Linked DNA regions of Mus musculus: region 2 is linked to region 1. A link is a contact called in ENCODE Hi-C data. All regions are on one chromosome and are shown on one strand. Each heading gives the region's core, a stretch centred on a gene start or an enhancer-like site at or near the end of the contact. The rest is flanking DNA. Distances are from core to core; before and after follow the strand shown. Region 1 holds the start of Gmps (guanine monophosphate synthetase). Region 2 holds the start of Gfm1 (G elongation factor, mitochondrial 1).

Region 1 (4,082 bases), core at 628-3,127:
TGATCAGGTTTAGAGGTATTGTTTTCATAAAGAAATAAATAACTGGATATAATCATAGGCCAGTTATTTTGTGGAATGTGTCTTTAATTGATGTTCCTTTCTTTTATGAATTTTAGGCAGAACTACAGTAACATTCTCCTCATTTTATTTAGACCATCAAGTGAGACATGACACTGACCTACTGTACTATTTGTGATATTCATATTGATCACTCAAGAAAGGCTGACTTGAGGCACTTCTAAAGTTGCTAAATTTTGTAAGATGTGGTAGCATATACACTTGGGAGGCTCATGCAGTTGGATCATGTCTAGTTCATAGCTATCAAGGGTTAACAGTGAAACTCTACTCAAAAACAAGCAAAGACAGAAAAATTTGCTATTTTACATTGCATAAGTAATAATGTGGGAAGATACTCTGTGACAGTATAAATAAAACTTGCTTCTTATCTTCCACTCTTTAATTTTAGCATCTACTAATATTTCATGTCCTAATTTACTATTGTTATGATAGCTGAAAATGATTCTTTAACATTTCCAGCTTTTATTACTTGATAGTTTATCATAAATCCTATCTGTGTCCTTTATCATCCACAGCAGTTCTCCTTTCCTGTCTTTTTCTATGTGTCCTAGGCTGGCCTCCAACTCACAGGGATGCACTAGCAAGTGTTAGGACACCAATGACACCTGGCTTCTTCCTTCACATCAGCCATTCTTTTTTGCTGTTGCTTGCAAAAGTTCTTATTTCATTGTGTGTGTGTTGGGGGGGGGGGGGTTATGTGTACATGTGTTTATAGGCACTGAGGCCATGGGAGGATGTTGGGTTTTCTTTTTTCCTTTCCTTTCCTTTCCTTTCCTTTCCTTTCCCTTTCCCTTTCCCTTTCCCTTTTCCCTTTTCCCTTTTCCCTTTTCCCTTTTCCCTTTCTTTCTTTCTTTCTTTCTTTCTTTTCTTCTTCTTCTTTTTTTTTTTTTTTTTTTTTTTTTGAGACAGGGTTTCTCTGTATAGCCCTGGCTGTTCTGGCACCAGAGTGAGAGAGAGAGAGAGAGAGATCAAGAGCCTCTGAACATTTTTCTTTTAATTACTTTCTTTCCTTATTTTTAAAAATCTGAGCCGGGCGTGGTGGCGCACGCCTTTAATCCCAGCACTCGGGAGGCAGAGGCAGGCGGATTTCTGAGTTCGAGGCCAGCCTGGTCTACAAAGTGAGTTCTAGGACAGCCAGGGCTATACAGAGAAACCCTGTCTTGAAAAACCAAAAAAAAAAAAAAAAGAAAAAAAAATCTGGCCTGGAACTAAGATGTGCCTGCCTCAGCCTCCAGATTGCTGGGATCAAAGGTGGTGACTGGCTACCATACATTCTTACAAAAGAAAAAAGAAACAGACAAACAAAAACTAAACAGGCAATCAAATAAATATAATTTCTTCAACAAGGTAGGCTCTCTGAGGAATCTACAGCTTATTGTTAAAAAACAGAGGTGATGGCACACACCTTTAATTTTAGCACTTAGGAGTCAGAGGCAGCTGGATGTAACTTTGAGGCTAGCCTGGTCTGCTGAGTGACCTTATTTAGAAAAACAACAAAACCAAAATAAAACAAAAAAAAACCAGAAAAATTGAGCCACTATTTGTGACACGGTGAATCCATTACTTAAATGTATCTTGCAGTTTATAAAAACTTGAAGTTTGAGGTGGTATGTAGCCACTACTTAATTATTGTCAGCTATCACATCCAGTTCTATTGCCCAGACTGGGGGCATGGCTGATGCTTTCCTTTCTGGTAGGTTTGGTGTTATCTTCCCGGGGTGACGACGAGGGCGGGGCTTGCATGGTCCCGCCTCTAAGAGGCGGGGCCGGTTAGAGGAGGTCGGGCGGAAGCTGGAGGCAGGGCCTGCGCGCGCTTCTGTGTTCTGAGGCCGCTGTTAGGTTCCGGGCTGCTCTTGTTCTTCACGCTTCTGCCGGTCCCGGTGTTGAGCCTCTGGCGTCCAGGCCTTGCCAGCAGTCTGCACCCGCGGCGTTGGTCCCCGATGGCCCTGTGCAACGGAGATTCCAAGGTCAGTCTGTGATTGGCGTCTCTGCCGCCCTCCGGCAGCGTGAGCGAGACCTGGGGGTCCGTCCGTCTCCCTCGGCCGGGTCAGTGGCGCTCTACATGTGTCAGCCCGGCCTGCGGCGCGGCTTTATTGCATCCGAGGCGCTTTGTTGGCTTTGCTAGTGAAGCATCGAGTTCCAGCGGAGAGGCGACCTGGCTGTGGGCCGCGATTCTTGGGGACTTCGGGGCCCTTCAACCGCAGGGCAGGGTCGGGGCCTCGCCTGCGGCGGTCCGGCCAGGCGGGCCTGTATTCTTTCCAGCCTAGTGCAGGCCTTTCTGACTCTATTGACCACAGCTTCTGTTCCTGGGCCCAGGTGTGCTTCTCACCCTCTTCTCCCGCCATCCTCGGAGGGGTAGAGTTAAAGGTTCTGCTCCTGCGCACTCTGTCTCGTGTATTACGTGCTAGTTTTCGGGGACATTTTCCCGCCTTTGGGGCCTTTTCTTGGGAGCCAGGTTCTCCACGGGTGCTGGAAAAAGTTAACTGCGTTAGCCAAGACGCGAGAGCGTTGGGCCGTTGATGCCCGTTTGTGGCTTCCAACTCCCAGCCTTAGACATCGTTCTTAATTGCCTGGTCTGAATTGGTCCCCTTTCCCTTCCGACCTAATCGTCTTTGACCTGGAGAGCTTTCTGACCTTCACAAAGTCAGTTTTGTCATCGAGAAACTGCGGTGTTGGAATATAATTTACTTTAGCAAGGTGTACATCACGCTTGTGCATGCTTGTGACCTAGCTTTAGCAATCTGGTTAAATTTCTCTTCGGGTGTATGAAACTCCAAACTTTTGGATAGCTGTTCTAGAGCCAGGAATAATTTCTGCCCTTGCAAACATGGAGCTTAAGTGTCACAAACTCGCGAATGGCTGCTTAATATGTAGGAATCATTCAAAAACCTGTGTTGAACAAATGAATAAACATTATTAGGTAGCTCCTATATTTTCAAACCTAGGCACCTGTCATGGTCTGAAGAATAAGTCTCACCTTACAGTTTTGTACATTTGTCTTTAATTTTTAATCTTACAACTCACTGGAACTCATCTTTATGGTGGATGAGTTCGCTGCGGTTTTATAGAACCTACTGCGATCTAGAAGAATATTTTCACAAAATTATTTCAGTATTTTTTCAACATTTTTTAATTATTATTTTGCTTTTTTTTTTCCGATACAGGGTTTCTTTGTGTAGCCCTGGCTGTCCTGGAACTCACTCTGTAGACCAGGCTGACCCCGAACTCAGAAAACCGCCTGCCACTGCCTCCCAAGTGCTGGGATTAAAGGCGTGTGCCACCACTGCCCGGCTCAATATTTTCTTAAGATGATATTTTTGATCATTGTGATTTATTTGAGTTTAAGGTGAATAGCTAAATTTTATGTCAAGGTCATGTGGTAGAGTGGCCAACTCACAGCTGTCTGTAATTCCAGCTCAGATGATCCAACATCCTCACTTGGTCCCTGTAGACACTGCATGCAAATGGTGCAGACAAACATATAGGCACAACACTGTTATAAGGAATTTAAAAATAAAATGCAAAAAAACTTAATAAAAGTAATAAAGTAATTCTTAAGCTGGCCTATTAGGATTAACCATCACAGATGCTATTCCAGCACCGTCAGTGAGAAGACATACATCAGTGTAAGGCTAGCCTCCTCCACACACACACACACACACACACACACACACACACGTACATTTATGGTGTTATTCTTGCAAGTGTGTCTGTGTACCACATGTTCGTGCCCGTGTGGTCATGGAGGCCAGAAAATGACATAAGATCCCTTGGGACTGGAATTACAGACAGTTGTGAGCTGCCATGTGGGTTCAAAGAATTGAACCTGGATCCTCAGGAAGAGCAGGCAGTGCAGTGCTCATAACCCCAGAGCCATTAACCCAGCCCTTGTTTTTAAAACTTTTAGAAATTCTGTACCAATATTTTATATAAATGAGTGTTCTGTTTGGCTTTTTGTTATTTGGAAAGATAAATAGAAAGCAGTTAAGAAAATGCCTCCCAGG
Region 2 (3,856 bases), core at 558-3,057, 3.5 Mb after region 1:
CTGTTGGACAGCTGGACCCTTTCTCCCTTTCTCGCTCTTCTTTCTTTCTGTCCTTCTCTATCCCCCCACTTTTTCTGCCTGTACTCCTTTTCCAGGCCCCCTTCCTTTCCCCCAATAAACTTCCTCTTATACTAAGCTGTTTCCTCAGCGGGAACACCTCACCTCGGCCGGCTGAGTTGCTCCTTCCTGCCTGATCACTGCCACCTGTTTATAAAAAACAACATAAAGGCAGGCTTATTAAAAGGCAGCAGTCTGGCGAGTTGGCCAATCTATCAGGTGGAGGTCAGTAAAGTCATTCGCCCAGGATAAAGCAAGGAGGTTTTATAGTTTTGGGCCGTGTGGTGATGAAACATGGGATTATGCCCATATAAGGTTAAAAAAAAGAAAAAAGAAAAAAAAAAAAAAAAAAAAAAGCTGAGCGCCCAGGCAGGCACTCCCAGGTGGGTAGCGGGAATCAGGAAGATGATGACCTGTTAGGCTGTAGTTTCCTTTGAGGGGTCAGGGAGCTTTTTCTGTGTGGTAGGATGGGGAAGGAGGGCACATAGGGTTTTGTAGCTGGGGGGTGTGTGGGGGGGGGGTGTGTCGGGGGGTGATGAGCACGGGTTCCAGCCTAACAACACTAAAGTAAGGAGATCATTTTCTGCGGAGAGGGAATATGGTCTGGCTTGAGAAGATCCTTTTAGTCAGTGTGTGAGTTTACTGAAAAAAAAAAAAAAAAACCGGGAAAGACAAAAGCCGTGAAATCAACCCGGTTCTCATCACAGTAACCCCAGGAAGAAATAGCCCTGTGGAGAGGTGGAAGGAAATGGGAGGTTCGCATATGCTGAGAGGCTTAGATTACAGGAGCCAGCAAGTGACTGCCATCTTTGGCTAGGTCAACTGGATGGACGGAGATTCTTTTGCTAAGATGGAGACTGTATGAGGAGGTTTGGGGAAGACTAGAAGCTCTGTTTTAGATATGTCAACGTTTTTGAGGCCTTTAAGAAGCCCAGACAGAAGCGCCACGGGTGCAGTTTTGAAGATGCATAGCTAGTATTACTGATGAACAATAAAGAAGGTTTTGAAAAATTTTATTTGTAATCCAACATATATCTACTCTCATTTCCCCAGAGTCTCTTTGAAGTATTTGTTTTTAAGATTTACTTATTATGTATACAGCTTTCTGCCTGCATGTATACCTTGCAGGCCAGAAGAGGGCACCAGATCTCATTACAGATGGTTGTGAGCCACCATGCGTTTGCTGGGAATTGAACTCAGGACCTCAGGAAGAGCAGACCTCTTAACCTCTGAGCCGTATCTCCAGCCCCTCCCCCAGATTCTCTGATGCTGTAGTAATGAATACATTTTTGTGTACTCCTTCCATTTAAATTGTTATAAACGTTTTCCCATTGTCATGCAGGTAAAACAACTATGTTTAAAATCTGCAGCTTTTGTTTTGTTTTGTTGAAACAGGTTCTCACTGTCTAGTCCTGTCTGGCCCAGAATTCTTTGCTGACCAGGCTATCTTGGAACTCATTAGAGATCCGCCTAGTTCTGCCTCTGAAGTGTTCTTATTAGACATGTGTGACGCCATACCCGGCACGTTTTTGTTTTTTTTATACAGAGATGGTTTTTTAATTTTTATTTTTTTCCTTTAAAGACAAAGGGACCAGAGTACCTGCCTCCGTAGTAATGACACCTCCCTGTGACAATCCTCTGCATAAACTACGCTTTCTCCTCCTGACCAGGAGAGGGCGCGCGCCACGTCGAGCTCAGACAGAGGTGCCTCTCCCTTGTCTTCCTCTGGCCGTCCTCCTGACCTTCCTCCCGGAAGTGCTCCTGCGGCTCCGGTTGCCGGCGTGACTTTGAGCTCTTCCCGCTCTGCTGCCGGCGCTGAGCACAACCGATCACCTCAGAGCAGGAGCCTTGGAAGTGGCTGTTCCAGGCTTGCCATGCGGCTGCTGCGGGTCGCCGCAGCCCTGGGGCGTGGACCGTTCCCTCGGGTCCCTGCAGTCCTGGGCTGGCAGGGGAAGCAGGTACTGGTGCCAGAGAACCTTCCAGAGCAGGGCAGGTTGGCGACACCTTTCCTTACCTGGGGTCTTGAGCAGCGATTTCCCGAGCCCCGTAAGCCCTTGGGTATCCGCATGCCAGCTCGGCCTTGCGACCCGCAGCTCTGCGCCGGGGTCCCTCCCTTCCTGATGATCTACCTTAAAGAGAAGTGCCCCGAGTGAAGGTCAGATGAAAGTTAGTGTCCCCGGGGCTCGAATCCCGGATTTCGGACTCGTTATCCAGTGGTCCTCTTACTACTGGGTGTGGTTGGATGCTCTCTGAACGTGTGGGTTCTATTCAACATCCCGGTACTCTTCTCTGGCCAAGTTTCCCAGTCAGGTGTATAGATTAAACTTTGTAAGTCTTTGGAGTGAGGTACTCAGAGCAGGGAAGCCGTTGGTAGATGTGACCTCTTACCTGTCATGGATACCTCGTTTGCTTTGCTACCAAGTGTTCCTGTGGTTTAACCATCCAAGCGCTTGTCAGCTGTCTTCTTTGACATGTGCCCAGTTTCCCTCTACCCAGAAGTGTTTGCCAAGCGTTTGGGTGTGCAGTTTTGTTTTGATTCAACAAATACATCCCCCTCCACCCCCCACTGTAAAGCTGACAGGAACACCACCACCCCAAAAGGCACTTCCTTGTTTTCGTTCAGATGAAATTGGAAACCTTTTTGGAGTTGTCTTGTGGCTGTTAGTTGGGTAGACCCATATGCCCCTTGCTAGCTGTGAATTACAGGACGGGAGAAGACAGAGAACCTAAGGTACAATTCAATCTAAAACTTGTATCTCTTGTTAAAGTGGCCATTGAGAGGTATAGCTCTGACTATTATGGTAGTGTGTATTTAAAAGTTAGCAGTGTGGATCAGCCAGCCATAAGGGTAGTTGTCAAGTGTGACAGCCTGAGTGTCAGTCTTGGGACCCACACAGTGGAGGGGTGAAAACGTAGCCCATGACTGCTCTTCCAGAGGAAGAGTTGAATGCCCAAAACTCACATCTTTGTTCGGAACCATCCATAACTCCAGCTCTAGGCGATGTGACCTTTCCAGCACCAGGCGTGCACGTGGTGCAGAGATATATATGCAAGCAAAACACATATACACGAACCTTTAAAAGTCTCAAGTTTAAAACTAACATTTAGAAGCAGTAGTTGTGCTTCTTTTATGAGTATTATTCAGAATTAAATCCAGGGCTCCTTAGATAATACGGAGGTTGAGAACCTTGCTTTGAGGATGAGAAAACAAGTCCGTAGTTCAGGTTTTAACTGTGATCTCGTATAATAGGTGTGCTAAACTGAGCTTTTAAAACTGTTTCTCAGGCTGATTGGAAGACCCGCCGATGGTGTTCGTCAGGGCCAGTTCCCAATGAAAAAATACGGAACATTGGGATCTCAGCTCACATTGATTCTGGGAAGACGACGCTAACAGAACGGGTGCTATACTACACTGGCAGGATTGCCACGATGCACGAGGTGTGTGCTTAGCGGTTGATTCCAGAGCGATTCAGAAATCGATTTTAATTCTACTGTTGTTATAGTTTCATAAGTTTCAGAAAACCTTGTTTTAGGATGAAAACTGGTCGGGTGCAGGGCAGTGGTTCTCTACTTTCCTAATGCTGCGAGCATTTAGCATAGCCTCATGTTGTGGTGACCACCAACCATAAAATTATATTTGTTGCTACTTCATAACTGAATGGTAATATACATATCTGTGTTTTCCAATGTTCTTGGGCAACCCTTATGAAAGGGTCGTTCCACCTCAGAGGGGTTGCAACCCACAGGATGGGAACCACTGCCACAGAGGCTCCTTAGCCAAAGTCAGATGGACAAAGAG

The links. Hi-C counts contacts between places; a loop is a spot of excess contacts on that map.
Region 2: a loop to region 1 is called in a map of T-helper 1 cell, with 5 times the contacts of the local background. The contact joins the promoter of Gfm1 here to the promoter of Gmps in region 1. A Hi-C loop is called at or near these places in 2 of 37 maps with a recorded cell type or tissue (T-helper 1 cell and T-helper 2 cell).

Annotation. Positions count from the first base shown.
Region 1 is chr3:63,974,266-63,978,347 of GRCm38, forward strand. Gmps (guanine monophosphate synthetase) reads left to right here and starts at 1,878. Exons shown (of 16, transcript NM_001033300.2): 1 at 1,878-2,045. The coding sequence starts at 2,019.
Region 2 is chr3:67,428,308-67,432,163 of GRCm38, forward strand. Gfm1 (G elongation factor, mitochondrial 1) reads left to right here and starts at 1,808. Exons shown (of 18, transcript NM_138591.2): 1 at 1,808-2,015; 2 at 3,343-3,495. The coding sequence starts at 1,932.